Regions from separate parts of the Homo sapiens genome. Here region 1 is linked to region 2. A link is a loop called in an ENCODE intact Hi-C map of the cell type or tissue named here. Cell type or tissue: PC-3. All regions are shown on one strand. Each heading gives the region's core, and the rest is flanking DNA. Links, peaks and the distances in the headings are about the cores only.

The links. Hi-C counts contacts between places; a loop is a spot of excess contacts. Peaks named below come from ENCODE experiments on the same cell type or tissue, not always from the same donor. Only the 100,000 strongest peaks of a DNase experiment are listed, where the experiment ranks them.
Region 1: a loop joins it to region 2, with 5 times the contacts of the local background. A loop is called at or near these places in 7 of 110 quality-filtered maps.

Annotation. Positions count from the first base shown.
Region 1 is chr15:32,766,720-32,782,364 of GRCh38, forward strand. FMN1 (formin 1) reads right to left here. Exons shown (of 21, transcript NM_001277313.2): 20 at 10,116-10,200; 21 at 1-7,635. The coding sequence ends at 7,591. Among named protein-coding and RNA genes, the nearest start is that of GREM1-AS1, 56 kb to the left of the region's middle. RefSeq lists enhancers at 6,849-8,048, 15,039-15,602. In PC-3, for the core only: no CTCF peak of the experiment used is centred there; a DNase peak (open chromatin) is centred at 7,492; H3K27ac peaks cover 4,767 bases.
Region 2 is chr15:32,821,198-32,836,842 of GRCh38, forward strand. The region is part of intron 17 of FMN1 (formin 1); the gene reads right to left. Among named protein-coding and RNA genes, the nearest start is that of GREM1-AS1, 110 kb to the left of the region's middle. In PC-3, for the core only: no CTCF peak of the experiment used is centred there; DNase peaks (open chromatin) are centred at 7,484, 7,794 and 12,354; H3K4me3 peaks cover 733 bases; H3K27ac peaks cover 6,103 bases.

The sequences.
Region 1 (15,645 bases), core at 4,071-12,070, 55 kb before region 2:
CGGAGCACAGGGTGTGAGAGGATGGAGGAGGGGCCAAGGGAGCTACTCAGTTGTCTATGATGCAGAGGTGTGAAAAAATCTGGGTCTGGGGGAAACTGTAAAGTAGGAAAGAAATAGCCATGGAATATGAAGGAAAAGGACGAGGAAACAGAAGTATTGAAAGAAGAAAGTGAAACAAAGCTAGAAGTCAAAATGACTTTTGAACAGGCATGGAGTAAACAGGGTCTATGGTCAAGCAGCCCCATGGATCTGAAATTGTTGGAGCTGTTAAACCAAGCACAGACCAGTTTCACTGGGGTACCTGCTTTCCCAGTACATTGGCACTGATCAATACAAGATCAAGGGCACTCACATTTGCCTAATACAGATGCCTTGAATTTCCACGGAAAAGCTGTCCACGATACGACCATGGCAAAAAATCACCAGCTCCCTAACAATGTAATCTATCAGCAAAACATTGCACTAGCCTCGTTCAAATTTTTCTCCTCCATGCGTCCTTTTTTTCTTGCTCATCCCATTGCTTGCAAACTCACAAGATACCAGTTATATGAAGACATAAAACTGCATGGATCAGGTGCACTTTAGAAAGCAGCATCCAGGGTCCAGGGTGTCACTAAGAAAACTAAACCCTGAAGTACTTGAAATAATTTACATTTCTGCTAGGTCTGATTCATACTAGGATGTTGACTGCCTTCACTCAGGTTCTAGGCATGCAGGCCAGTGCTTATTTTCCAGGCCAAAGCACGATCCCCTAAATCAAAGTCCAAGGCCACCCTGCTTGCCATGCTAGTCTAAATGAAAACTCAATGAAAGAAAAAGACTATGATAAACCAATGTTTTCTCTAAAGATTCTTAAAAATTATCCAATTTCTAATTTTAAAAGTTTCTGCCTTTTTAGTATTTTAGATTGGTTCTTTAAAGGGAAGTTCTTTTTATTAATGCATACTCTCTTTGAAGATAAGACATCTAGCTGACAGTAGGGTCATATTACTTATGCCTTGGGAAATTACAGAATTGCACAATTATAAATTTAATAATTTTGGAGTAGACCTATCCCTTAGGTAGATCCCCAAAACCTATTTGTGTCATTGCGAGCAAACAGAAGAATTGATACTAGACTTTCCCTCTCACTCATGGATTTGTTTTCAATGGAAATGGAAGCCTTCCAAATATTATGCAGAACACAATCTCAGTGGCGCTGAGCTACCTTCTTTATGCCTTGTGGTCCAATGTATGAAGAAATAAGATTTTATCTAGAGACAAGTTAGCATGAAGCGAGGAAAAAGGAGATATTTATAATTCACAAAAACATCTAAAATGTAAAGATTTCAAATGTCCTTTTAGTCCCTTACTGGGAAGAGCAGTATAATTTTTGTATGCTATAAACTCCTTTTTATACATCTCCTATAAAGAAATCTGGAATTCAAAATCCATGCTAAGAGTTTCCAGAGTGTTCATCCCTCAACACTTATCATCCATGTCATGGGGAGGTAGAGAGTAATTTCCCTGAATAGCCAGTGGTCTATGGGACTAACCTTTCATTTGGGAAAGACAGATCTGGAAAGCGAACCCAGTTAACAGTCAAAAACACATTCGTTTCATAAGAGGAAAGTGGAAGAAAGCCCCTGAAGAGAACAATGAAGGAAAGCAGGTACACGTTTGCCAAGGACATTAACAAACAATTGCTAATGTGTGCCTGAAATCTGATTTCCTTCTTGATGTATTAAGATAATGCATTGGCAGCTCACACTATACATGGAGAGAAATATTCATATTAATTTAAGACGTTCTCATAGTTTCAAAGGTAGAGAGCCCCTCAGTGTCTGCACAGGTAGAATTTAGGAAAATGTTCAGCCTATGTGAGAGCTATAGTGTGGTAGAGGTTGTTTAATCCATGCCAAATTCTTTGGACGTGATTTTCTGCCTGAAACTATAGTCTTCTTTGCATTTTGCTGGCCCAATGTCATCAAGTTTCACACAAAGCTTGGAAAAATAGCCCACAAGTGTAGTTGGATCAGCCTTTAGAAAAGGAGACTAGAGATTCTCAGTATATTTAAGAGAAGATTTAAAAATAGAAAATTACATAAGCGTAGAGGGAATGTAGAAAAATAAATTGATGGCTATATCTAACACCTTCATATAAAAATGGAATAAAAGTCAATCTTCCCCACATCAAGAACTTCAGAGATGTAATATAAAGTCTGGAGTTCACATGAGCTCTTGACTGAAGGACACGATCCTATCAGAGAAAGGTAAGAGAGAAAAGGTCTTCTATGGCCCTGGTTATCACCATAGTTAGGAGAAGGGCTGGGGATAGAGGAGGAAATGAGTTCCGTAAGTTCCACCAGACAGCAGACCTACTGAATGAGGCTTAATTTGCTTCCCTAATCTCTCCATTGGTAGAAATTGCATAGTGGCTTAAGAGACAGTTAGCCAGCTGCCATTTTAATATCTTCATGTTTCCAAGTTGTTAACTACACGTTTCCCAAATCCTAACTTTATATCACAGTATTGGTTAAGAGTCTTGGAACAAATAAGGATACTGAATTGGCTTCAAATTTGACATGTTAAAACTCTCTTAAATTCATCACTTTCCAACAAAGCATTGATCTGGAAGTTCAGTAGATTGCCCATTCCTTGGGAAGGGAGATGAAGAATTGTGAAACCAAAATGCAGTGCCTCTAATAAGGTGTCAACAGCGGACAGGTGTGCAGAAATGACACAAAATGGGCTTCCCAGTCACAGACAAGCTGTGTAACTGAGCCCGGTTATGCCTGGATTCAATTGCTAATGGAGAGATGAATATCATTATGTAAGTCTAAAGAAGAAAGATATGCTAAGTCAAGTATTTGAAGATGCTTTTCTTTAAGCCACTTCTATACTAATAACAGTTTCCAGGCAGCTGGATTGTTTCTCTCTATAGCTGGAAAATGGAAATATATCCAAGTTATTTGCATTTTGGAAAGGCTAAAAATTATCCACTCTTTTCAAATCCCATCAGCTTGGCCACACAGACTGGTTTCATCTGTGTTGCAGATTTCTTTATGAGGTCAAAGTAGCAGACATGAATGAAAGTTCACTTCTTTATTCTCTCCACTCTCTTCAGTTGTAGGGTCCCTAAAGGTAAAATAACTAATACAAAACAAATTTTAAAAAGTGGAAGCTTTTTCTTTCCTCTCCACTTTTTGGCCATTTTTGTTTTTATTAGGACAGACAGGATAAAAGAAAAATGAAGCTCAAATATAACTGATGCTTGTTAGCAATTTAAAAAGACAATTTAAACTGTTTTATAAAATCAGATATTTAATATTTGGATCAGATATGTGGGAGGGGGGAAGGCTATATATTTTTGGACTTCTTCCTTTTTGTCATATAAAGCTCCAAATTGATTTTATCTTTGTTGTTTTTGTGGATGGAGATGAGTACTACAAAATTGACCAATTTAGTATGTCAGGGAATGAAGAGGTTCCCCGGTCAATGTTACAGCCTGGTTCCTGGAAAAAGAGCCTGCAAGCGTGCATTGCTAATTCCCATTCACACACTGACTTGGCGCAATTTGCTGTGCTGTTGTATGCAATGATCTGCATCAATGACACTGGCCAAGGGAGAAGCAGAAACAGAAATGAGGACATGTAACTTTCAAGAAAGGAAGAGTATCATTAAAATGAAAATTTCTCTGTTGCAAACATCATAGAGAAAATGTGCAATCCCAGGCCAATAAGCAAATCTTTGCCCAAAATAAACATATTTCTTCTGCTACATCTCACTGCGGCCCTTAGAAAAACCGTACCAATGACTTATCTTACTGGAGGTGTTAATACCACCAACATATTTTATTCCTTCCTTCAGTTTTTCCAGTTTCTTTACCAGCAGTATCTGAACTTTTCATTTAGGAAACACCATTCTTCATGGTGCTTATGAAAACAGGAGGTGCCTGAAGGAGGCTGAGAAGAGGTTTGCAGCTTCTACTGTCCTTGATAGGGGAGGGGAGGGGAGACTGCATGCCATCTGATATTCAATTCCTCAACCATACTGGCAATTTGTTTTGGCTAGAACATTTAAAAGTGTAATAGCTCCACTGGGTTTCCTTATTCCACTTCTCAGATTTCAGAAAATCTTTATAATTCCTGAGTAGTTGCAGTGAGTGTGTAGAAAGACACCATCATCAACATAAGGATTCAAAAGGCAACTGTTGGGCAGTAGGACCATCACCTATGACCTCTGGGCCCCCACCGTCATCATAAACATCCACTTCTGCTTGGCCACACTTTTTCTTATTTCTTTTTCCCCAGTAAGCTGCCACTTATTGAGATAAAAGCCATACAGCACACCTCCTAACCTGGTTTTTGATACTTCATGGGCCTGATGCTTTTTTTTTTGAAACGGAGTCTCACTGTCGCCCAGGCTGGAGTGCAGTGGTGCTATCTCGGCTAGCTGCAAGCTCCACCTCCTGGGTTCACGCCATTCTCCTGCCTCAGCCTCCCGAGTAGCTGGGACTACAGGCGCCCACCACCACGCCCGGCTAATTTTTTGTATTTTTAGTAGAGATGGGGTTTCACCGTGTTAGCCAGGATGGTCTCAATCTCCTGACCTCGTGATCCGCCCCCGCTTGGCCTCCCAAAGTGCTGGGATTATAGGCATGAGCCACCACGCCCGGCCCGGGCCTGATGCTTTTTACCTAACGTGTCTGTAGTGTAATTTATGATGTACTTTGTGTAATTTATGTAACTTATGATATTGTGTGCTCTGATGCTGTCAATTGCTCATGCAAGAATCTGAACTACTGTCAAACTGTGTCCTCAGATTTAATGAATATTGTCTAAGAGGAGACAAAGTTGTTTGTAAGTTAAGGGTTCTTAGAGTTACTACTAAGTCAGGTGTGTCTGGTTAGATGCAGCATAGCAAACTGGTTACTCTCCTTTCTAGTTCAGGGAGGGCTATGCCTAGAACAGCCACTTAAAGCCTGCTGGCAGGATGTGCTTAAGCTGCCAAATGGCATCCCGATCACCTCCTCTCCAGGAAAAGTTCAGATCCTCCTGCTACACTGAACACAAGCTCAACAGCATTTTAGAGGGATCATTTTCAAGGCCTCCAGATTATTTTAGATGAACTTCCTTGAACAAATTGTCATTGACCTTTACTGAGCATCAATTTGAGTTAAAAATGAAGGCTGTGTCAGCAACGTGGTACATTGGTGGACTTGGGAGGGGGCATCCCAGATACATGATGCAGGGTTCAGAATAGGTGAGAATAATGAAGATTCTGCCATGGTGTCTTACAACACTAACATCATACATCGACTAGTGTGACAAAACCACTAGGTTTCCCCAACCGAGGCAGGCAAACCTTGCTTTGTAGAAATAGGTATTTTACTGCAAAGTTTTAGTCTGTTCACTAGGATGAAATCCAAAGTGGGCTGTATTTGTCTAACTCTCAAATTAAGTGTTCTCACTCATTATTCTTCAGCACTGGTTCCTGAAGGGTTACGTGGCCACAGTGGCAGCCCTGCTTACCTTCACTGATTTCTCGTAAGCATCCTACTTACAGACCAAAGTGGACTGCAATGAGTACACCTCAAACCTCCCGCTGCTCTCACCATCAAGCCTATAAGGATTGAGACTTCTGCTGGCCCCACATAACTCAAAAGAGCTGAATTATATGGCATGGGTAAAACTGGCACTTTTCTTGTGCATGATAACACTAGAAGGAGCATACAATGGTTATAAGTGGAATCAGTTTTTAATTGATCCGTTCTTTTGGTTGTCTTCAGAGTTAAGTGAAAATGAAGAGAAACTATGTAAGAAAGCAGCATAAAAAGCTTCTTGCTCACAAGCAACTTCAAGCCTTTTTAGTCATGCATGTTCCTTCTCGGCTTTTCTGTTTTGCTTGTCTCGTTCCTTCATTGTGAATTTTAAAAATCCAACCATGTTACCATATTCCTTTCAGTTGCACCAGTAGAAAAGGCGGTTAGCACCTGCATGAATATGGCTTCTGTGACTTGATTTGATCCTGACTGCAGTCTTCATTCTCGAAGCTGACATTAGATTAGGATATGGTGCTGCTTTCATTACTGGATCTATTATAGAAGCATTCCTGAGGGGCTGCTGGCTGGCAGGCATATCCTGGGAAGATGCTCAGGCACCTGGCAAGTCCAGGGGTTCTGGAAAGATGCTGGGGCAAGGGGCAGGCCACATGTGGAGGCTGGATCAGGAAGGAATTTAAGATTTCTGCTCATCTCTGGACTGTCCTCCACCAATTGGGGGGAGAAAGCTCGGCCTCTTCAAGGCCTAAAAATGAGTCTTTGATCATATTGTCCATTCATCTCCAGTCCTCTTTCTTCACCCCTCACAAGATTTCAGAGACGTGGCTTAAAGACAAAAGTGTCAGAGAGGTCAAAGGTGGTTTCCTTATGTGACTCAAGAGCCAGGGTCAGAAAGAGCTGCCTGTGAACAATATTCCACTTGGAAGTTTTCTATTAATGTAATTACTTTCATTTTGATGTAAGGAACCTTTTTTCTGCCCTTCAGTTTTTTTGACATTAAAGAGTCCTGCTTCATCCTACTTCACATGCCTATCAGCCAAGGTCATGAGCAGGTGCTGTGAGTTGCATTTGCTCTCCTGTCTGGAAACTGCCTCCTGGGGATGGGGGTCGTCCAGCTGCACAGTCACAGCACATAACGTAGAACTCGGCTGCGTATCAACACAACATTGCCCATTCATGAACGGTCCAAAATGTAAAAGGTGCTCTGCCGCTGGGTCTCTTGTCCAAGCACACCCAAGGCTGTGCTTGCTCAGGTATTACATTTTCTCCTGGGAGTTGGGGTGCAGAATCTCTGCTGGCCCAGAAAAACCACAAAGGACCGATGTAAAAACAAGAATGGGCCTCACTTAACAACTGATGTCAACTCCTTGCATGGTAACTTGTTCTCCAGGATGAAGTTTATGGCTATTTGTCTCCCTCTCTCCACCCAGGTATGATTCTGTTTTTTCTCCTTTTCATCACGTAAACCATAACAACAAAAAATCATTTTTTTAGTCTGGATAATACATGTTCTTGGACCTCTTCAAGAATAGTTTTGGTGAGTTGCAACATTATTGGAGAGAAAGATGCTGCAGGATTTTGCTGCAACAGGATCAAAACTAAGACCAATAATCAAAACAGCAGTGTGTAACGACAAAGACTTGAACTCTCCCAAGGCAACTGTCCTCAATGATCTTTTCTCTCTTCTGTGACAATGTGACATATATCAAGCTTTGGTTATAAAGCTGGAAATCTCAGCTTTTAAAAAAATTTTGGAAACATTTTGGTATTTCTTCTGCTCTTAGAGTGGACTTTGGGCTTCCACAAGAAACAGTCATCAAATATTTCTGCAATGTTCCCTTAAATAGTTTTCCATTGTTCCTGCGGCTTAATGAGGGACTTCTTAAAGAAGGCATGGGGCACTCTCTGCAGATGACCTCAGAAAGAGATGAGCAAAAACAAACATTTAGTGACACATCTTTCAAGAACGTCCTGCAACCCTGTGGTCACAAAGAGTATGCGTGCAAGGTCCTCCACCTCCAGTGCCATCATTTCCATGTGTCTTCATCTTAGTTAGTGGTCACACTGGCTTCCTTCTGACGCAGTCTTTCTTTCTGTTAAGGAAAAAAAAATGAATGTATCATTTTCTTTCATCTTTCTCAAGTTTTGATACATTTCTCAAATTTTGGTCTAGAATGCTGAGTTTCCGGAATTGTGCCAAATGGCCTAGAAATGAGAGTACCTCTACTGCTTTCCCTAAGCTCTTAGTTATCTGCCCCTCCCTACCTATCACCCTTACTCCCCAGAAAAACAAACAAGAAATCAATAACCAGCCAATCTACCAACTACATCCATCTAAAACACGGGCCTTTACCATGCCAGGGTGGTCTTTTCTGTTCTCTTCTTTTGTGACAAAGACCCTAACTTTGTAGTGTTACTCAAGGACCCCTTCCGTCCCTACCTTTGGCTCATTGATGGAATTAGAGAATGCCCAAGAAGATATGAAAAAAAAAATTACTATTTCCAATGATCAACTTGGCAGAACTCAACAAAAGCCATGCAAAATGGGAGATGACCAGATTTAGTCTCTGCAGAATGGCAGAAGTTCCCGATTTGCCATGGATGTTATGCTCTTCATTCTCCGAGCTTCCTCCTCAGAGACTGCCTTCTAAAGGGAAGGACATGGACATCTGCTGGGAAGACGTAAGAATACACAGGAGCACACTACACAGAAACATGGACCCCCATGGTATCTGTGACACTAGGGAAGCACACATATCAGTATGGTAAGGATGGTGTGCCTGCTCTGGGAGGAGGGTAAATAGAAGGCTAAAATGGAAAAGGGAGAAGTATACTCTTTTGGAATGAGCAGATGCAGAGAGAAGCCTTTGAGAATGGATCCTTAGCTGCTTATGAGCTATGAGATATGATGTTGCAGTGAATTACTAAATTGGCCTAGATATAAACTTAAGTTGATGATTTTTCGACACCCATCCTAAATTTGGACCCCATCCCTAACTTGCGAAATTGAATCAGGAATCAGTTTACAAGCTCTTCCCTGATTTCCACCCACCCACCCACACAGACAATAAAATAAGCAGCCCCAACAAGCCCAGGATCACAACTGGGAGCTTGCTCACAGGGGAGGTCGTAAACCCACTGTTTCCCTTTTGTCTATATGGCTGACCCCATTCTCTCTGCCTTGGGGGAACAAGCTTGGCTGTAAAAGTCTGGATAGAGGCCCAAATAAAAGGTCTGAGGAAGAGGGAGAGGCTCATGAAGGAAGAAGACAAAAATCAGGGTTCAGCCGACTGCCACTGAAAGTCATACAAATGAATGTCATAAATATACCATCAAACGGGTACAAAGGACATGTCCGGTTAGGTAGGGGCCATGTGCTCAACCATGGCTTTCCCCGACCAAAAAGTATAGCCCGGACTTCTCCATTTCTCATTCATCAACCTCATGCAACATTCATTTAGCTGCTCATGGGGTTGTTGGGAGAAACATTATGGTCAATCAACAGAAATAATCTCACTTTGTAACTTAGAACCCATTTATATTTTCAAAGGATTTGAAGCATCCAGCAAAAAGGTACTAATAATCTAAAAGGATAAAGTAAGTAGTTGTTGGACATCAGGGCCCAGAGAGGACAGAGTTTGAAAAATCCGAGAGAGGAGGGTGATACTTCCACTTCCCACTCATTGCCATTCCCCATTGCAGGGTCAACCAAAGCAGCTGAAATTCACAGCAACAAGGAAAACAACTAATATTTATTGAGCTCTTATTATGTGTTAGGCATTTTACATGTCTTTTCTCAGTTTTCTCAAAATAACCCCAAAAAAAAAGTAGTATGTTCTTTTCATGGAAGAGAAAGAAACAAAGTAACTTCACTAAGGTTTTACAACTATTTAAGTGGCAGAGCTGTGATCTGAACCCAGGCCATTTCATTCTCGGCATCCTGGGATCCTAACCATGTAGCTATTCTGACTATTGTCCGTAACACCTAGGTGGAGATTCATTGTGATCTCTACTGAAAACTGGACTTTGGAGGACAACGCAATCTCACATATAGGAAGGCTGGGGAGACTGCTGGTTTCCAGCATAGGGAGAGATGTCAGGAGACCCAGAATCTGGTCCTGGCTTTTGTTATCCACTTGCTAAGTGACCCTGGGTAGGCTGTATCTTTCTGCACTTCAAATTTTCCAACTATCAAAATAGGAGAATCCCTGCCTCTTTCTTTAATGGGGAAAAGGAACTGAAGAGAATGAATATATTTAAACATTTTGAGAAAAAGATACTTTGAGATAAGGGTGACTGTACTGCGGGTAGGGTGTGGAAGGATGTGAAATGGTAAGTGACTAAATTTGGTTTATCAGAAATGACCTATGTTGAGTTTACAGGAAAAACATATAAAGCTATGTTTTGTACCTCCACCCACACATACTTTTTTTTTTTTTTTTTTAACCATATGCTACTCTGGGATGGGAACTGAGAATCTGGATACTATGTTTCATCTCTGAGCTTTAGCCCTTCCTGGGCGCACCTCAATTTTCATGACAATCGTTAGATTATGTTGAAAAATATATCTCACCAGGCTAGCAGTGGGATTGATTTTCTTTGTCTCCACTTTCTTCTCTGAAGTCAACTTGCTGACTGATTCCTGAGCCATTTTCAATCTGAAATAGAAATAGGGAAAAGACAGGGGAGAGAGGGAAAAGAAAGGAAGAGGGAAAAGGAAAGAAGAAAAGAGTTAAGGCAGGTTAAACATAAACCCAAATGCTTTTGAATTAATCCATCAGCAATTTGAAAATACTGAAATGTTTTTTCAATGCTTGTTATTAAATTCAAATCCTAATTAGGTGTGAAGGCTTCTCTGCTTTATCAAAATTTAATTTTCTTCACCAGCTGAAGCCTGTTTTTGTGAACAATGTGGTAGTTTCTGATGGATGGAGTACTATGTGCACAGAGCATTATTTACTTCAGTGTTATCCGGCTTGTGATCCACTTAGCAGATAATGAGATGATTTTGAAGAATGAAGTTCTGAGGAAATGTGAAACTACAAATACTAAAATTCACGAATTCACATCAATTAAGATGTGATAACCTATAGAATGGGAAAAAAGATAACCTACGGAATGGGAAAATATAAATATATGTATTTTTCATTCTGTAGGTTTTTTTCCATTCAAAAAATATATTTATATATTATATTTATATATTACGTATATTTATATATTATATTTATATATTACGTATAACATATAACACATTTATATATTACGTATAACATAACATTTATATATTACGTATAACATATAACACTTTATATATTACGTATAACATATAACACTTTATATATTACGTATAACATAACACATTTATATATTACGTATAACATAACACATTTATATATTACGTATAACATAACACATTTATATATTACGTATAACATATAACACATTTACTTATATATTACGTATAATATATAATACATTTACTTATATATTATGTATAATACATTTATATACTATGTATAATACATTTATATATTATGTATAATATAATACATTTATTTATATATTATGTATAATATATAATACATTAATTATATATTATGTATAATATATAATACATTATATATTATGTATAATATATAATACATTATATATTATGTATAATATATAATACATTATATATTATGTATAATATATAATACATTTATTATATATTATGTATAATATATAATACATTTATTATATATTATGTATAATATATAATACATTTATTATATATTATGTATAATATATAATACATTTATTATATATTATGTATAATATATAATACATTTATTATATATTATGTATAATATATAATACATTTATTATATATTATGTATAATATATAATACATTTATTATATATTATATAATACATTTATTTATATATTATATAATACATTTATTTATATATTATATAATACATTTATTTATATATTATATAATACATATATGTATAATATAGAAATATATATTTTATATATATATATATTTTTTTGAGACAGAGTCTTGCTCTGTTGCTCAGGCTGGAGTGCAGTGATGCGATCTCAGCTCACTGCAACCTCCACCTCCAGAATGGGAAAAATATTTTTAAATCATATACCTGATAGAAACTTGTGTCTGGAACACAGAAAGAACTCTTACAATTCAAATAAGAAGACAAATTATACCCCCTCCTCTAAAAATGGACAAGGGATTTGAATAGACATTTCTCCAAAGCTGACATACACATGGTCAATAAGCACGTAAAAAGATGCTCAACATCATTAGTCATCAGAAAATGCAAATCAAAACCACAATGGGATACCACTTCACATCCACTAGGACGGCTAGAATCAGAAAGGAAGACAGTAACAAGTACTAGAGATGAAGATGTGAAGAAACTGGAACCCTTATACACTGTTGATGTGATTGTAGAATTACACAGTTGCTTTGGAAAACAGTTTGGCCGTTTTCCAAAACGTTAAGCACAGAATTACCATATGACCCAGCAATTCTACTGCTAGGTACATAAATATATCTATAACTAAGAAAATTGAAAAGATGTCTATATAAAAATTTGCATATGAATGTTTATAGAACCACTATTTATAGTAATCAAGAGTAGAAGCAACCAAATTTCCATCACCTGATGGAAAAATTAAATGTGGTATATCCATACAATGGAATACTACTGAGCCATAAAAAGGAATGAATTTGCTGATACATGCTACAACATGGATGTACCTCAAAAACATTGTGCTAAGTGAAAGAAGCCAATCACAAAAACACATGACTCTATTTATATGAAATGTTCAGAACAGGCAAATCCATACAGAAAGTAGGTTAGCAAAACTATGGGTTTCCCCATGCTGGGGAAAATGGGGAGTTATTGCTAACCAGTCAAAGATTTCCTCTAAAATCAGATAGAGGTAATGGTTGTAGACCCTTGTGAACATACTAAAAACCACTGTGTAGTGAAGTGATACTAATGTGTATGGAATTGTACACTTTAAAAGGGTGAATTTTATGATATGTAAATTCTATCTCAATACAACTTATTAAAAATTCATTAATTCAGCATGATAGTATTTCTTACCCATCAGGTTGGCAAATGTAAACAATTAGACAATATTAACTGTTTGTGAGGATGCAGGGGAATGGGAAGTGCCACACAGTGCACTAAGGAGAAGAAATTGGTCTAGTTGGGTTTGGCAATATCAAGTAAAACTGAAAGCATGTACACTCTACGAGCCATCAAGTTTTCTTGTAGGGAGATACCAAAAAGAATTATAAACAGACACAGAGCTTTCACTGTGGCAATATATGCAATCAAGAAAAACTACAGACAACCTAATGAATAGGTTCAACAGGGTGATATATGAGAATAGCAAATAACAACTAACATTTATTGGGTACTTAATCTGTACCAGGTGCTGTTCTACCTACTGTATTTGAATTAAACTTAATTTTCACAACTCTGTGAGATAGGAACTTCTACTATTCCCATTTCATAGGTCTTAACCACCATGCAATGTGCAATGCTGCTTATGTACTGTATTCATTCAACAGAATAGGGTATAACAGTGAGAAGGAATGAACTAGATCTACAAATTCAAAAATCACAGGAATCAGAGGCATGATACTGAGAGTGAAGAATCCTGCAGTGATACAGTGAATAGTCCATCTGTGATGATGGTCAAGAGCTCAGGCTCCAAAGCCTGATTGCAGAATTAATTCTCAGCCCTATCACTTATTAACTGTGTGACCCTGCACAAGGGAACTCTCTGTGTGCCTTATTTCCTAAAAAACATGACAGTAATAGTGCATGCTACATAGGATCAATAAGAGGACTGAGACAGTATCAGAAGCATGTGAACCAGAGCAACTCCATCTTCAATAGAAGCTGGGTAAAATGAGGCTGGAACCTTTTGGGCTGCATTTCCAGATGACTAAGGCATTGTAAGACACAGGAAGAGACATGAGGTCAGCACAAGATACAGGTCATAAAGACCTTGCTGATAAAATAGGTTGCAGTAAAGAAGCTGACCCAAACTCTCCAAAACCAAGATGGCCACCTAGTGACCTCTGGTCGTCCTCACTGCTACACTCCCATTAGTGCCAAGACAGTTTACAAATGTCATGGCAATAGTCAGGAAGTTACCCTGTATGGTCTTAAAAAAGGGAGGCATGAATAATCTATCCCTTATTTAGCATGTCATCAAAAAATAACCATAAAAGTGGGCAGCCAGCAGCTCTCAAGGCTGTTCTGCCTATGGAGTAGCCATTCTTTTATTCCTTTACTTTCCTGATAAACTTGCTTTCCCTGTACTCTACAGACTCACCCTGTATCCTTTCTTGTGTGAGATCCAAGAACCCTCTTTTGGGGTCTGGATTGGGACCACTTTCCTGTAACATCTTTCTGGCAACCACAGAAGGGACTATAGTGAGGAAACCCCTGACCCAAAGGCTAGCTTTGGGTAACCGGTGGGGTCCTGTATCAGCAGTACAGCTCCAGGCAGGCGGTAATAGCAGAATAAATGTAAGCTGCTATTGTTACTTTGCATGCAGTATGCTACACTGTGCGTATAATTTTAAATTGAACCCATACATACAGACATCTATCTGTATTTATATATGGATACACACATATGAAAGTATTCAAAATAGACTAGAAAGATACTCAATAATTTCATGATAGAGGTTATTGCTAGAAAGATCTGGGAAGAGAATGACACTGGCAATAATATGCCAAGTAGAATTTCATTTTATCTGTAATACTTCATTTTTAAACTTAAAATCTTAAAGAATATATGATGCATGTTAATAGTTATAATTCTAGGTAGTGGGAATATGGGTGTGATATGCTATCTTTTATATTTTTATTTTTAAAATTTCTTCAAAAAATCTTCAAAATAGTAAATACTTAAAGATCTATCAACTCAGACATTTAAAAAATATGCTTTTTCTTCCATGCTTCAAATAAAAATATCTTACTTAATATTAATCACATACTTGTTGGCATCTGTAAGTGGCTGAGTAGCTTAGCTCTTTATTTAGCTAATGTTATACAATTTGCTTAAAACACACATTTAGTAATCCCATCTCCCTGCCCACATGCACACGTTAGTTACAATGAATTCAACATTCTTACTTGTGCACTGGACAATAAATTAATTCTACTGTTGCAGTGGGAAAGCAGCCATCTGAAAAATGCATCAACGACCGGGCTATGCTATGTTCTGATAGATTTTATTGACAAATACTGGTAGTGGGCCAGATCCGGCTCATAGGCTGTAGTCTGCCAATTCCTGGACTGTATCATAGGATTCAAAATCTTATGCTTTTGGACTGGCAATACAATCTCCCTGCTATAAACCCAGTTTACTTATCTTACCTTTTCAGACCCAGATCTGTTGTTGTATTCGTAGTATGCTGGTTTAATTAGCTGAGTATCCTTGGATAAGTCATGTAACCCCCAAACCTCAATTTCCTCATCTCTTTAAAGTGTGAATAATACCACACCTAATAACATTGTTGCTATAAAAATTAAAGAAAATACTATATGTGATTACTGATCAAGCATCTTTTCCTTCACCTCACTCCACGTGTTCCATGACCCACCCAAACGACTTACATTCTTTGTACATGGCTTTTTCTCACCTTTGCATCTTGCTTTTACTGTTCCCTCAATGACGGTCTGAGTCATTTCCATGCATGCAAATTCTTCCCATTCTTCTATTTACAGCTTAAGTGTCAAAGTCATGAAAGCTTCCTTCATCTCTCTTAGCCAGAAGTAATTGCTCTTTTCTTAAATGACAAAGCACTTTGTGCCTCTCTTAAGGTACTTAAGGCATTTCATCTTAGAACTGAGTAGGTGTCTTATTTTTCTTAAACCATTGGAATGACTTAGGGACAACGAGCAGGATTTATCCATATTTGGGACCTCTCCTTGTTCCTTTACCCAGCACTGTACCATGCTCAAGTCAGTTCTTAGTATCTACGTGACAAATGACATGCATTGATAACTTTTGTTTTTCTGACTTAAACAATTTAAATGTTTAGTAAATAGTTATAAAATGATTG
Region 2 (15,645 bases), core at 4,448-12,447:
TTAAATGAGTCATTTCTTTTTCCTTTCAGCTGCCTGGGTAAAGTTGGTCCATTCGTGTTTATTTTGATTATGAATATATTTAGATTAATCCTCATATTTATTTTGTACTTTTCTTCACCAAGCTTGCTGGCTATTTACTTTTTCACCTTTTCCTAACTTTTGTTGGATTCACCAAACTGTCTTTGCTTCATTTTTCCTTTACTGGTTTGAACATGATAAATTCTAACTTTTTGACTAATAAATATTTAAATCTTTTTTTTTTTTTTTTTTTTGAGATGGAGTCTTGCTCTGTCACCCCAGGCTGGAGGGCAGTGGCACAATCTCGGCTCACTGCAACCTCTACCTCCCGGGTTCAAGCAATTCTCTGCCCCAGCCTCCCAAGTAGCTGGGACTACAGGCGCCCGCCACCATGCCCAGCTAATTTTTGTATTTTTAGTAGAGATGGGGTTTCACCATCTTGGCCAGGCTGTTCTTGAACTCCTGACCTCATGATCCACCTGCCTCAGCCTCCCAAAGTGCTGGGATTACAGGCATGAGCCACCACATCCGGCTAATACTTAAATCTTAACACCCATTATACCTGTGATTTTAAGGTTATCTACAGCTTATTATATCTCAATACCCTAACCTGGAACAATATAAGGGAGGCTTGCTTTTCCTTTCATTCTCCTCCTAAATTCTACGGTCACATCCAATGCCTCATCCCATTTTGATATCACCTGCAATTTTATTTCCACATTATCAAACACAAATGCTTTACATTTTATTAGTAATGCTTTAACCATTATTTTATAAATGTCTTTGCTCATTATACCTTTTGCTACTCCACTTCTTCCTAGATTCATTTTCAACTTGAAGAAGTACAACTTCAAGAGAAGATCTGTGAGATACCTGTAATCCCAGCACTTTGGGAGGCCAAGGCAGGTGAATCACCTGAGATCAGGAGTTCGAGACCAGCCTGGCCAACATGGTGAAACCCCGCCTCTACTAAAAATACAAAAATTAGCCAGGTGTGGTGGCATGCACCTGTAATTGCAGCTACTCAGGAAGCTGAGGCAGGAGAATCACGTGAACCCAGGAGGTGGAGGTTGCAGTGAGCCGAGATTGCAGCACTGCACTCCAGGCCTGGGTGACAGAGTGAGAGTCTGTCACAAACAAACAAACAAACAAAAAAGATGATCTACGATTAGTAATCTTTCTAGGCTCTGCGTTTCTCAAAAGAATTTACTTTTCTCATTTACTTTAATGACAGTTTGGTTAAATTTAGAATTCTAGGTTCTGATATTTTTCCCCTCAGAACTTTACACTTATTACTCCATTTTTTTTTCCTGCATCCAGTGTTGCTGCTCAGAAGCTTCTTGTCTCTCAGCATTTTTCTAAAGCCTTGATTTCTCAAGGTTCATTATAAAGAATTAAGGGTGCACATATGTGTACATTTATTTTTCATTGCCTCTGTTGGCTCTTTCAATAAGAGATGCAATGTATTTTCATTTCTGGGAAGTAATGTTGCATTATTTGAGTATTTCTTACTCTCTTTTAAAAATATTTCATCAACTCAAATTTTAATTTCTATATTCTCTACTGGATTCTTTTTTATGAAGGTGTCTGTATCTTATAGTTCTCTGAGATTATAAAACACACATGTTCTGAATATCTGTTCTGCCTACAAGCATGTTTTTTCAGGTGTAAATTCTCCTGTTTGTTGAGTTTCTTGGCTTTCCTCTGTTGTTGATTCTGGACACGGAACCAATCTTGCTAGTTGAGTCTCACCATTGGGTACAAGAGTAGGACAATATGCTGCAGCTACTCTATCTTGGGGAGAACAGAGGAGGGCAGAATGTTCCATGGGGCAGGGTACTCACTCATATCCTGAGCTACCCAAGGCACTGCGCCCTTTCTCTCCTACCCACGAGCCCCCATTCATGGTCTGTCTCAAAGACAGAGAGTTTCTACTGTTTTTTTTTTTTTTTTTTTTTTTTTTTGAGACAGAGTCTTGCTCTATCACCCAGGCTGGAGTGCAGTGGCTCAATCTCGGCTCACTGCAAGCTCTGCCTCCTGGGTTCACACCATTCTCCTGCTTCAGCCTCCCGAGTAGCTGGGACTACAGGCACCCACCACCATGCCCAGTTAATTTCTTTTTGTATTTTTAGTAGAGACAGGGTTTCACGGTGTTAGCCAGGAAGGTCTCGATCTCCTGACCTCGTGATCCGCCCACCTTGGCCTCCCAAAGTGCTGGGATTACAGGTGTGAGCCACTGCGCCCGGCCGAGAGTTTCTATCGTTATTGCCTACACCAAGGTGGGCCCAAAGAGGTCATCTCTGCAGAATGAGAAAATTCTCACAAATGCCGTTATTCCAAGAAAACTGCTTAAATTTCAAAACTCAAAGTTTTAAGTTTCCTCTCACATACATTCTATGACAGTTCTTACATGTTTTGAGCATTTTTAAAGATTTGTAAACCAACAAAATGCTAAAGTAGCAATTTTACTATTATCATAAATAAGGACATGGTGGTACAATCATAACCATTTTTAAAATACCAATTTTAAAGGCACTATGTGGAAACAAAGCCCCTGAAAGCTACTATTCCAACTCATGCTGGAGGTTTAGTCACACCCCTGGTCCAGAATGCTTCGTGGGTAACTTTCATATTCGAAAAGTATTCTTCACAGAACAGGCTTCTGCGAACTCACAAGGTGGAAGGCATGGAGCCTGGAGCTGTAACATCCTACTGCAAACATAGGGAAGACCACATTGGAACAGTGTGCCCCTGCCAAAAGCCATGTGCTCCCTTCTTTACAGGTCTATAAAATGGCATGTGTGATTAAATAAGATTTCACTGAAGTGCTGGAAGCCACACACAGTTGAAACATGGACTTGGGGATGGCAGCAATGCCACCAGCAACAGATAGTGTAATGTACCCCCCGTGAGAGGGGAAAGGTGGGAAAGGAATTTTTAAAAATCTTTGGTCACGTTATTATTAATCATGTTATTTAATAACTGTGAGTACTATTTAAAAAGCAACACGTCCCATTTCCTTCATACCATGAAAGCCAAGTCTGCCTGGGCTGGAGCGTGGAGCCCAACACTGGTTTTCAGAGGCTCAGATTCTTACATGGTCCTCTTAGTGCGTGCTTACCTCACAGAGTGGATAGATATCCACATGAATTTGACAGATTACACATAGGTAATGCTTTAGAGTTTTTTGAACATTTTCAGAAACAGTATTTTTAAATTTTATTTGCAAGGAAAAAATGCTTATCAGTGGCAAGTCAGGTAGGGTCATGTTCAACATTGGTCAATTATCTCACCCATTCTGATCACTTGCTCTGTTCCCGCCACTGGCTCTTCTTCTCCCTCTTAAATATATTCAGGCTCCAAGGCCCGCTCTCTAGACTCTTTTCTATCTTTTAAGAGACAAGGTCTCACTCTGTCACCTAGGCTGGAGCACAGTGGTGCAATCAAGGCTCACTGGAGCCTCCAATTCCTAGGCTCAAGTGATCCTCCCACCTCAGCCTCCTGAGTAGCTGGGACTACAGGTGTGAGCCACCGTGCCCCAGCCCTCTGTTTTATAATTAGCTATAAATTCAGCTACTCTCGTTCTGCCGATGAATCTCAAATCTCTATCATCAACTCCAAACTACATTCTCAACATCAGATTTGCATTTCCCCTGCTCTGCTGAACATCCTGACATGAATAGCTGTCCAGGAATTCCAATTATTCCCTGAATTGTCTACCATAACACAAATTTGTTCCTTTCCTTGTCTGAGTCACCTCAGTAAATAGCATCGACATTCACTAAGATGATCAAAACCTGGGATTTGGCTCCTCCTTTTGTACAACTCCTACGTTTAAATCCAATTCCTGTCTTTTCTACTTCGAAAACATAGTCTTGAATTCATCCATACTTTTCCATCTCAATTTCCACCAGCCTGGTCCAAGATGCTCATTTTTCACCTGAGCTACTTCAGTAACTTCCTTATCTACTTTTGCCTCTGTGCATTTATTTGTCTACACAGCAACCAGAATAATCTTTTAAAACATGAATGTAGTCAGGTTACTTTCATTTTACAAATTCTTTTAAGGCTTCCTGTAGAATAAAATCCAAATTCCGTCTCATGATCTTCAGGGCCCTGCCTAGGTGGTCTGCCCTAGTTCTAGTTGTATTCGCCCATCTTAATCTCTCAGTATGCCAAGCTCTCAGCTGCCTCAGGGCTGCCAATCATGGTGTTCTTTCTGCGTACGATGTGTTTTTCTTCTATGCTTCCTATAACTGGCTCCTTCCCAGACTTAAATGTCATCACTGTTCTACTCTCCCTACTCTTTTAAAGTAGGTTTCTTAATACCAGCCCTCTTCAGCCAAACCTAAACTTTCCACAATTTGTAATTATACAATGGGTTACTTATTTGCTCTTTTGTCTCTTGCGCTTGCTAATTATAAGTTTATCTGTCCTGTTCATGACTATATAAACTATGCCTGGCACAGTACCTGACACACTGCTGACTCTCAAAAATGGGCTGAAGAAATTTTCTCTATTACCCTTTTCATTGCCATTCCCCTATTATACAGTTGTCTGTTTAGGATTGGCTCTCCTGACTACGTTGTGAGATCTTTAAGCCGGGAGACCGTCTCTTATCTTTGCTCGGCACAATATCTGACACACTGTGGGCCTATTCATAAAGAATGAATGGTTAAGATTAGGTACTCAGTAACCTTTTCCCCAAATTGTATTAGACCTGACATATAAAATCAGTGTGCGAGATGTTGTTTAGAATAAGTAGTTTTGAGAGGTCAAACAACAATGACACTGGTAGTAATAACAGCACATTTTGGATAAGGCTGTTTGGATAACAAAACTCGAATGATGGAAATAGTAGTTAGAAATCACTCAAAGTGAGACTCAAGGGAGCTGACCCTCCCTCTGGATGTCAAAATCTATCACTGACTTAGCAGTGGGGTCCCTAGAGTGTTTCTCAGAATAGTGCTTCCCACACATGTCAAGAGGGCCTAATGGCTGCTTCTTTCACAAGGGTGGTGGGGAGACACGTGAGGTCAAGTGTCCCACAGCCCATAGAGAAGCAGCTCTCCAGGGAGAGTGGAAGACTCTCCAGGGCCCTGCTTAGCGCAGCCTGAGAGGCTACAGGCCAACAGTGAAGGTGTTGAAAGACACTGAGATCGAATTCCCTGGGGGAAAAACGCTGCCCTGAGATTTAAGGAGAAAGAGGAAACAAGCCAAAAGGGTATGCTCAGAAACTGATGGAAAGGGCTAATGTCATCAGATCAAACCAAAGGAAATTAAAGGAAGATTTAGTGAAAAGAGGGCAAAAACAGAATCAAAGGACCCCAGGGAAGCGCAGACCAATTTAATGAGAAACCAGGAAAGTAGTGAGAACAACAAGGGAGTCTCTCTTCATCTATGTTTAATCCAGACTTCTTGCCATTTAATGCTAATGCTTTGCTCCATTCTTAAGTCATACCCACCTAGGAGTTTGCTTTGGAGTTTGTATGTAGGAACGAAGAGAGACCCACCTTCTATTAGAACACTACATGATCTCACACTATCATTACAATATTCCAGGCGGCTTCCAGATAGCATCTTAGCTGTGGAAATGCTATTCTCTTATGTCCTTCCCAGTTTTCCTAGCGCTGGCTCTTTCCAAAGCTACTCATTCTTATCTCCTTCAACTACTTTCTAAATAAACAAGCTGAGAAAACACACACAACTGATGTTTGCCTACAACTGATGCATTCATCTTGTTCTGAAACTAAGTAGAACTACAGGAGAATCAGAGGAGGGGATTCAGGGATGGCATGTCCTCAGGCCTGTTGCCACGTCTCCATTAGGCTCTGAATATGCGTTTATTTTTATAGCTCCCTTTCATGAACAGGTTGTGTGAGACAGAAGTCTTATTTCCAAGGTTCACTTTACTGAGTGGCCTCCAGTCACTCTTTCCAAGAAGAAAGATGGAAAATTATGGTCCAAGCAGCTTTACCGTCCATCTAGGAACCAAGGAGAATGCTGGACCTCAGCCACTCACCAGCTTAAACTGTCATTTATGAGCAACAAAATGATTGTCTTTGGGTCTCGGCAGCATTATCTTGAGCAGAGTTTGTGGCGGTAAGGCCCAGCTAATCACATTTGTCTAATTTTACATTCCCATCACTTTCACAAATGGATTATTACCTACTATTCACTTAAATAAAACAAAGAATGATCAAGGAATCTTGTCGTTCTAGATGAAAATCATAACATATAAGAAAATAGCATTAGTTTTCATGTTTGTACCACTTTCTAACAAAAGAGTTATAATCATTTCACATTATTGTCTTGTTCATCTTTTTAACGACCCAATGAAGAAAGGACATACAGGCCGGACGCGGTGGCTCATGCCTGTAATCCCAGCACTCTGGGAGGCCGAGACAGGTGGATCATCAGGTCAGGAGATCGAGACCATCCTGGCTAACATCCGTCGCTACTAAAAATACAAAAAGAAATTAGCCTGGCGTGGTGGCGGGCACCTGTAGTCCCAGCTACTCGGGAGGCTGAGGCAGGAGAATGGCGTGAGTCCAGGAGGTGGAGCTTGCAGTGAGCGGAGATTGCGCCACTGCACTCCAGCCTGGGTGACAGAGCAAGACTCCGTCTCAAGAAAAAAAAAAAAAGGACATACAGATTGCTGGCTCTCCTTTATAGCAGAGGTCCAGAATGATGTGACTAACTTAAGAACATGAAGTGAAAGAGGTATGGATAAAGAAAAACATGGTTTATTCACACAACTGAATAATGTATAGTGGTTAAAAGGAATCGGACCCAGGCTGGGTGTGGTGGCTCATGCCTGTAATCCCAGCACTTTGGAAGGCCAAGGCAGGTGGATCACTTGAGGTTGGGAGTTTGAAACCAGCCTGACCAACATGGTGAAATACAAAAATTAGCCGGCATGGTAGCAGGTACCTGTAATCCCAGCTACGTGGGAGGCTGAAGCAGGAGAATCGTTTGAACTCAGGAGGCGGAGGTTGCAGTGAGCCCAGATTGCACCACTGCACTCCAGCCTGGGCAACAGAGCAAGACTCTGTTTCAAAAAGAGACAAAGTAATTAGATCCATATGTATCAACATCAATAGATATTAAAAATTAGGATGCAGAATGGTAAGCCCAATATGGTTCATCCTTTCTGTAGTGCAGAATGTCAGAATTTCTTCTTAATTTGGTAAATTTTGATTACTCCAAGTCGTACAAAGGGAAATTCCATTTTCCAAATTAATGGAGCTAATTGAAATGTGATTTTGTAATTCTTTATCATTTAGCATGTTTTTTTTTTTTCTCACTGGGTTTTTGTAACAGTGAATAGACTCTAGCTTGGCTGTAAGAGCTAACAATTTGGATAATAGTACTGCTTTGCATCTACTGCACTCTGCAGAGGATGATTCAAAAAAGAGGCTACTCATCTCCCCTGAGGATGAAAGATAAACATTTGCGGTTAAAATATTGTCACGACTCAGACAGAAGAAGGGATTTAGCCCTACCACTTGGCTCATGTTCCCTCTTAACCAAATCATATTTTTTTAGTAACCTAATAAAATTACTGGGAATAGAAAGCATACATTCCGACTACTAGAAATATTGATACAACAAAGGAACACGTTAGTAGTTTCAACGTCTTTTACTTAAGGATTTCAGAATTCCTCCCAGTGAACAGGGAGATAGGTAGGTAAAATATAATATTTCCTGGTAGATGACCTAAGGCAAAACTCTTTATCTGCTGGCACCTATGTATATTTGCTACACATCGAATGTTTTGTCATCCCCTAGAGGAAAGACACTGGTGGATGGCAAGAATGTCAGTATTTGTTTACTTGGAGCAAGAGGCAGGTCATTTGGTCACAGACTCAAAATGCAATGTGCAAGAACTCAGAAACTGGATAGCAAAACTCCAGCCCAAATGAAGCAAAATTTCCTTCTCTGCTTTCTCAAGGTCTACTCTAGTTAATATTGATGTAACTAGACAAATACCCAATAACAAAAATTTGCCATGCAATATATAATCTAAGATGGCACAACAGTTTATGAGACCAAGCTATTATTCCTACTAAGTTAAAAACATGCGCTCCGGCGAAAGTTCTGTCAACCTTACAGCTCTTTAAATGCATGCATCCAGGAGGACTAGACAAGCCATCTTCTGCTTCCAGCTGCTAGTGTTTCTAGCTGGTGAATAACACAGGCCCCCAGGAGAGGGGGGTGAAAGATAGTTTTCAAAGATTGGAAAATTTCCTCCAACTTACATTAAAATTAATATTAAGGGCTCTATATGTGGCTGCTGGAGTAGAATGGTGGGAATCTAATCAAGAGCCCGTGCCTTCCTTTGAGGCCAGTTTCCTAAAATTGGTTCTCTGTGCCTATATTGCATGAGCTGAAAGCATATGGATGCAATCACATTCCAAGATACCTTATTTGGTGTTGGTATGGACTGGGCATATTGTCTCAGCTTACAAAAGCAATAAGGATTCTCTGACTCCTGCCAATCCATGTAAATCACTCTTTTACCTGTTTAAAGGGTAAGATTCGTGAGTGAGGAAAATAGTTACAACTATTTTGTTACCAGCATATATAACCATGTTCTATATCTAGATAGAACTCTTCAAGTTGTGAGACCTCAGTAGTGGGAAGGGAGACAAGATTTAGACAAATACCCACACAGAAATGAGGGGGGACACATTTCTCCCACGTGGCAGAGTTAGGAGGTACTGAATCCAAATTTTGTCCTTATGTAGAGACCTTATGCTGGTTGAGAAAGCAAAATAACTAAATAAGGATTACTTATATCTGCAACTCATTTTAATGTCTTCTTTATTTTTAAAAGCAAATGGACTAGTGAAGGGAAATTCACTTCTCTGAATACAGGATCATCCCACATTCAGGCTATCCAAAATTTGGGGGATCTGGAAGGCCAAAGACCAAAAATAAAGTAAAAAAAAAAAAGTAAATGAAGTTATTGGATATGAAATAACAAATGACAGGAGATTAAAATCTTCTAATTCTTGTGTCTGGCCATATAACTGAGTGCCACTGACCATTAGATAAAGACAGATTTTTAAAAATAATCACCCCTATTGTAAGGGATAGTCACTCCTGACTCATTGTCTTCTCTTCTTCATTAGTTTGATTGTTTTTCCCTCCAGATCACATTTTTGGAGTTGTTCTTTTGGTGAGATAGTGGTTGAAATAGTTTAATTTTCCTTTTTGAGTCCTGTTTTCACCTCTAGATGAATTTGCTTTTATGAAGGAATTCCATTCCATTTATGATCTAAATGAGGAGGAACTCCTTTAAATTCTTTCCTTTTTTGGACAGCTTCAACCTGTATTTCACTGAGTACCACTGCATGGTAAGTAAAGAGGATACTATAAATAAAGTGTGAAATAGACATCTTCCCTCTCGTATCAGCTAAGTAATTTCTCAAATATTTAAAAATTGAAAGAAGTGCCACAGAGGTAACAGAAAGAGGGGCAGTTATATTATTGAGTAGAAACCTAATTTTCCCAGGAGTATATGTAAGAAAAGCCCTCCCTGTCCGAGGAGACGTCATCATGTGAACTCACATATGAAGAAAGGTGGAAATCAATTAGGGGTAGGAGCAGCGAGGGCCCTGGGGAGTGTTCAAGTAGTGCAAATGACATCTAAAGACGGGATGAAATGTAACCTTTCAGATCGGGAGGGCAGGATCCAAGCCACCAAAAAGTCTAGTGGTTTGTATCCTCCAAACACCCCCCACCACTATAATCTCCCGCCACTTACTCAACCACTCTAGTCCAAGGCACCAAACCCCCATGCTGGATTCTTAACCTGTCCTGATTGAGGTCCTCCTTTAAGTCACATAGATCCAGCCCATCTGAGTTCAATTTCCTCCTTTGTAAAATGGAGATAATAATAGTGCTTTCCTCAAGGGTTTTTTTATTCAATGAGAAATGAGATATTACTTAGTATCAAACTTGGCTGAGAGTATTAAATAAATGTTAGCTAATATTATTTTTACTTTTTTTTTTTGAGACAGGGTTTCGCTGTGTCAACCAGGCTGGAGTGCAGTGGTATGATCTCGGCTACTGCAACCTCCACCTCCTGGATTCAAGTGATTCTCCTGCTTCAGCCTCCCGAGTAGCTGGGAATACAGGCACCTGGCTAATACCGTTGCTAATAATATAACGCACATATCATGGAAGCTTGGGAAGTTTTTATAAAACAGGTGGGGCTTGATGGCAGTTTTGAAGGGTATTTGCTGCTTGCCTAGAACACGGGAAGTGGAGCTGGCAGTCCAAGCTCAAGGAGCCCCAGGAGCCAGGGCTTTGCAGAGGCTGCAGGGGAGGAAAGTGTGTGTGGGGTGGGGAGGTTGGTATTGCATAGGTCCAGGGAGGCAATCATGAGACTCCCTAGACCACAGGAAAAATCTTTTGTGGGAATAGTAAGCTTGGACAAGTAGACTAGAGACTATGAAGATAATCTCTCAGAGACTGACACAAATAATCCACTCATGCAAATAATCTCAAAGAATGCAGCCTTTTTTTTTTTTTTTCTAACTTCTGATTCTTAAGGATGAAGAATGTGGGTGGGGATGCCTGTTCCCGGTGTCAGTAAGTAAAATCTTCTGGTGGGGAAGTATTTTGAATATTTGCAAAGAAAGTTCAATGCTCTCCAAAGTGGAGGTAGAAACTGGCACCAGGGATTTCTGTGTACCTGCCTAGAAATACAGGGCTTTAATCTACAGCCAATGTGAACTTTTGTAACTCTTTAAAACATCATCATTTCTGAGGGACTTCAGACTCTGTTCTGTAGGTCAGCACCAGACCAACAATATAGAGTTCCTGTGATCACTTATGATTTGAAACATAAACTCAGGCTTTGAATGTTTTAAAAACACCCGTATAACTATGGGTTGTTTAAAAATAGCTATACCCCAAAGAGTTTATTTCCAACATCTGACATGAATGCATTTTGCAGCGATTTGTTATGCAAATAATGGTAGCAGGGAAGACATATGAAAAAACATTGACCCTTCTCAAAGCCCGATGGATTTAATGCTTTTGTTAATTCTGAATTCCAAGTCTAGGGGTTGTCTGTTTGTGGTGTATAAAATAAAATACTATATGCCTGCCTCAACTTTCCTTCTGATGAAGCTGTAATTTGCAAAGGAGCTATTGTTCCTCTATGGCTTCCCTAATTTTTCTTCACAGACAACTGTGCTTCAGTGTGGAGAGGGGTTTCAGTGTATTGGCTGTTGAGATGATGCTGTGAGTATTTTCAAGGCAGAGGGGGCTGGGTGCGGTGGCTCACACCTGTAATCCCAGCACTTTGGGAGGCCGAGGCGGGCAGATCATGAAGTCAGGAGATCAAGATCATCTTGGCCAACATGGTGAAACCCTGTCTCTACTAAAATACAAAAAATTAGCCAGACATGGTGGTGAGTGCCTGTAATCCCAGCTACTTGGGAGACTGAGGCAGGGGAATCGCTTGAACCCGGGAGGTGGAGGTTGCAGTGAGCTGAGATCGCGCCACTGCACTCCAGCCAGCAGAAGGAAGAGCTTTTTGAGATGGAGACTCAGGTAGTGCTTGGAATTGCTGATAATCCAAGGCCTGATGATACGGGGGTTATTTGCTGAAGCTTCTATTTCAACTCTCCTTTATGACCCCGGGTTACCTAAATATGTTGCCTTCTAATGTTGTTTTGTGAGAGGTAGGAAGTAGGGTAGACATCATCAGTCTTAGATTTGTCAATGGGAGAAAACCAAGGGACAGACTTTTTTGCCGCCATTTTGTCCTTCTAAAGTGTTAGCTCCTTTTTCCCACTTTACAACTCCTCCTTTCTCCCCTCCTCCTCTGCTCTGCTCTTCTCCACCGCCACCACTCCCAGCAGCTGTTTATTAAATGCCCACTGCATGCTAGCTTTCTAATTTCTTCTTGTCTCTAATGGTCATATTTTAGGATGTCATTCCTCTACTGACAGCTACCACTTCTAGAGTAATCCTAACCTGTAATTCTTTTCTTAGAGGATAAGTAGAAAATACGTAATGGGAGGTGGGGGGAAATGGTTTTGATCTTCAATTAGTGTAACTGATAGGGAGGAAAGGGCTTGGGTTAAGGGAATGTCTTATGAAGCAGCAGCTGTTTTATAAGGGACTCATCTGGAGAAGTGGGGTGTATCCTCTACTGATAAGGGAGAAGACCCACAGAAAGCCAACTAGCATCAAAACAGCCCCAGCATCCAAGCACAGAGGAAGTGAGCCTTCTGACCCCCATGATCTAATAAGCCCCAATATTAGTCCATACAGGAGATGAGCAACATCCCAGGGTGAGTGAGTCAGTCACTCAAGTCCCCGGCCCAAAAGTGTAATGGACTTTGTTTTATGGTTTAATGGACATTTAGCTGAGTTAAAAGGGTTAACAAGTCTGAACACTTCTCTGAAACCTGATGAGATATCCAAGCATCTTTTTTCTGAAGGTCTCCATTGAAAATACCACTTATGAGTAACTTCTGTAAAGAAAACCCATCTGAAAATACCAGAGATGAACCAGCTGCTTTTTTCCCCCTGAACTCTTAGCAAATGATCTAAGGGCTTAAACACATTAAAGGCCACAATTTCAACTTCTGGAATCAATAGGGCAAAGGAATGTGGGCATATTCATTTAAATATGAATTTGCTGACTCCATTCTTACTCTCTTGGGTTCCTCCATAAGCCCAGACCTTACACTAAAAGGCAGCTACTTCTCACACTGCAGCAGGATTTTGAGAACCATCGCCCTTTGTCATCTTCACCCTGACCCTTCTCATCATTTTTTCTGATTCTCAGAACCTCCTGGCATTTATTTCCAATTCAGTTCTGTTTCCTTTCACCAACTCAGGTTAGTTGAGGCTGGACCCTAGCATGCCTGTTTTGTCATACTCTGATGAAAAGCAAATTAAATTCTTGGATGGTAAACTCTTTTCTTAAACTTCTGTCTGGTTCTTTGGAAAAAAATTAAAAATTATATTTCTGTTAATATCAACCAAAATATTGAATCCATCTCAGGATCCTACATCCCTTGACCAACAAGCTGATAAAACTGCCTAGCTCATCTTAGTCAACCTCTTCCTCTCACATGGTGTGTGGAACAGAACTTGGTCTCCCTTGGGCTTCAGTAGTAGCAAATTGAGGAAGTAAGACCTTAATTACATATAACCATGTTTCCACCCTACGTTAGCTCTGTTCCCTTGCCCTTTCACATTTCAAGCTGCCTCAAGGAGGAAAAAATCAGACAGATAAAACACAAACAAAAGACAGAAAACAGGAGCTCAAGGGCTAAATCAAGACTATTAATAGTTCCTCCAAACAAAGAAACCGACTGCCATCATCCAAGCTCTGTTCATCTAATTCTTCCTTTCTCCAAATGTGGCTGAAACTCATCTCCCTTTTAGCCTTCTCTTACTCCCACCGTTATTATTTTCAGCAATTTTTCCCTAAGACAAGGCAGCAGCAGCAAGAAGTGAGAAAATAAAGGTAATCTAGGTAGTACCTTTCTTTGAACAAATAGTTTTCCATCTTTTTCTTATTTCCACTGATCTTGAAAACAGAATCACTGTTTAAAGGGGAGAAGCCCTAGTTCCCTCTGATCACCTTGGTTAATTTTAGAATGGGTGCTTCATATTCACCACACAGAGAAATCTAAGGCTTTTATTCAGGTGAACCCTTCAAAATGATAACATTATGACACCAAAGCTTTTAAAAGTCTTGCTGTTCTGAAACTGCCATTGCAGTTTGGCTTTGTGGCTTTGGATACTCTCAGAGGGAAGGCATCACCTTTGTTAGAGTTTGTGAATTTAAATTAGTTTGGGTTTGTTTGGAAGCAGAGCAACATCAGAAAATCCAGTCCCTTTCTACCTAAAAGCACAAGGCTGCTAGTGAGCAGGCCCATGAGGAAGAGCTGGAGGAGAGGGCAGGACACAGGGATGTCACCCAGCCTAGCTGGGATACGTGTCAGGCCTGACCACGTAATCACAGATACTCATGAACAAGGGAAAGCAGACTATTCAGATACAATGAAAACTGATTTTAAATAAGAGGCATCTCTTATTTTATTATTTTTTCTAAATCGTGGCTCTAAAAAAATAAACTTAGAATTATTTTCCTCTTCCAAAGTGAAATATCTTTTTCTTCCTGGCTTAGACCACCAACCAGGTTTCTGCTGCCGGAAGCCGGGAAAATACTGGATATTCTTTGAGGAAGCCTGATCAGATGCCCTATTATCCCAATTTCCAAACCAAAGATGCTTGGAGATGAAGACACACTTTTTTGGTGTGTGTTCTAAGTTGCAACCTCAAAAACTTGGCAGTTTTCTCACCATGGACTGTGATTTCCATGATGTGATGGTTTGGAAGGGTTTGTTTTCAAATAGATGTTATGGGGTGATTCCAAGGGAATTCTATTTCAATCCTCCTGAGTTGACAACCTTTCCTTCTTAAGTGTAACTTTGGTGTTCAGATAACCTTGGGACACAGACAAGGAAGATTCCCAGTGGTAAATGTCTGTGTGGTACAAAATGGGAAGGCAGAAAGTGAAGCTTGTAAAGTCATGAAAATAAGAAAGAAAGAGCTTTTCATGCATTATCTTTCACACTGTTCTTCTTTTTCTGTTTTTATTTTATTATTATTATTTTTTTGAGACAGGTTCTCACTCTGTTACCCAGGCCGGAGTGCAGTGGCATGATCATGGCTCGCTGCAGCCTCAATCTTCTGGGCTCAAGTGTTCCTCCCACCTCAGCCTCTCTGTACCTGGGACTACAGATGCATGCTATCATGGCCCAGCCAGTTTTTAAAATTTTTTGTAGGATGTGGCCTCCCTATGTTGCCCAGGCTCGTCTTGAACTCCTGGCCTCAGGTGATCCTCCCACTTTAGCCTCCCAAAGTCCTGAGATTACAGGTGTGAGCGACTGCTCACAGCTGGGATTACAAGGCTGCTCACTAGCAGCCTTGTGCTTTTAGGAAGAAAGGGACTAGATTTCTGATGTAGCTCTGCTTCCAAACAAACCCAAACTCATTCAAATTCACAAACTCTAAAAGGTGATGCCTTCCCTCTGAGAATGTCCAAAGTCACAAAGCCAACTGCATGGCGGTTTGGGAATGGCAAAACTTTTAAAAGCTTTTGGTATCATAATTTACTTTTATTTAGGAGGATAGTATAGTTCACATTTTCTCCTTTTTCACAGGTTCTATTTAGTGTCATTTATAGTAGCAATAATTCATATTCTAACTTAGCTTTACCTCAGCAACTCTTTCTCCCCTTACTTTTAGTCTCAGTACTACAAATGCCCGCATGCTTTCTCCCCAGAACCGAGGCCTTCATATTTTTCTCCCTAAGCTGTATATGTCTTACAAACTTGTAAAATGAATGTAAATGAATGTAAAACTTTCCCCTTGTTTGGTGAAGAACAAGAGGATACACCCATTGCTTGAGCATACATCTCCCTCAGTCTCTCTCTTTTTTTTTAGAATGCAAAGTATTTTCTTTTTAAACTTTTAAAATCTGAAAACAAGCTAGCCTATGTTAAATAACATAGTTTCCAAAGCTGAACGTGCTCACTTGGAGCCCAGTTTTCTGCTTCAAATACAAACACAACTTCCTGA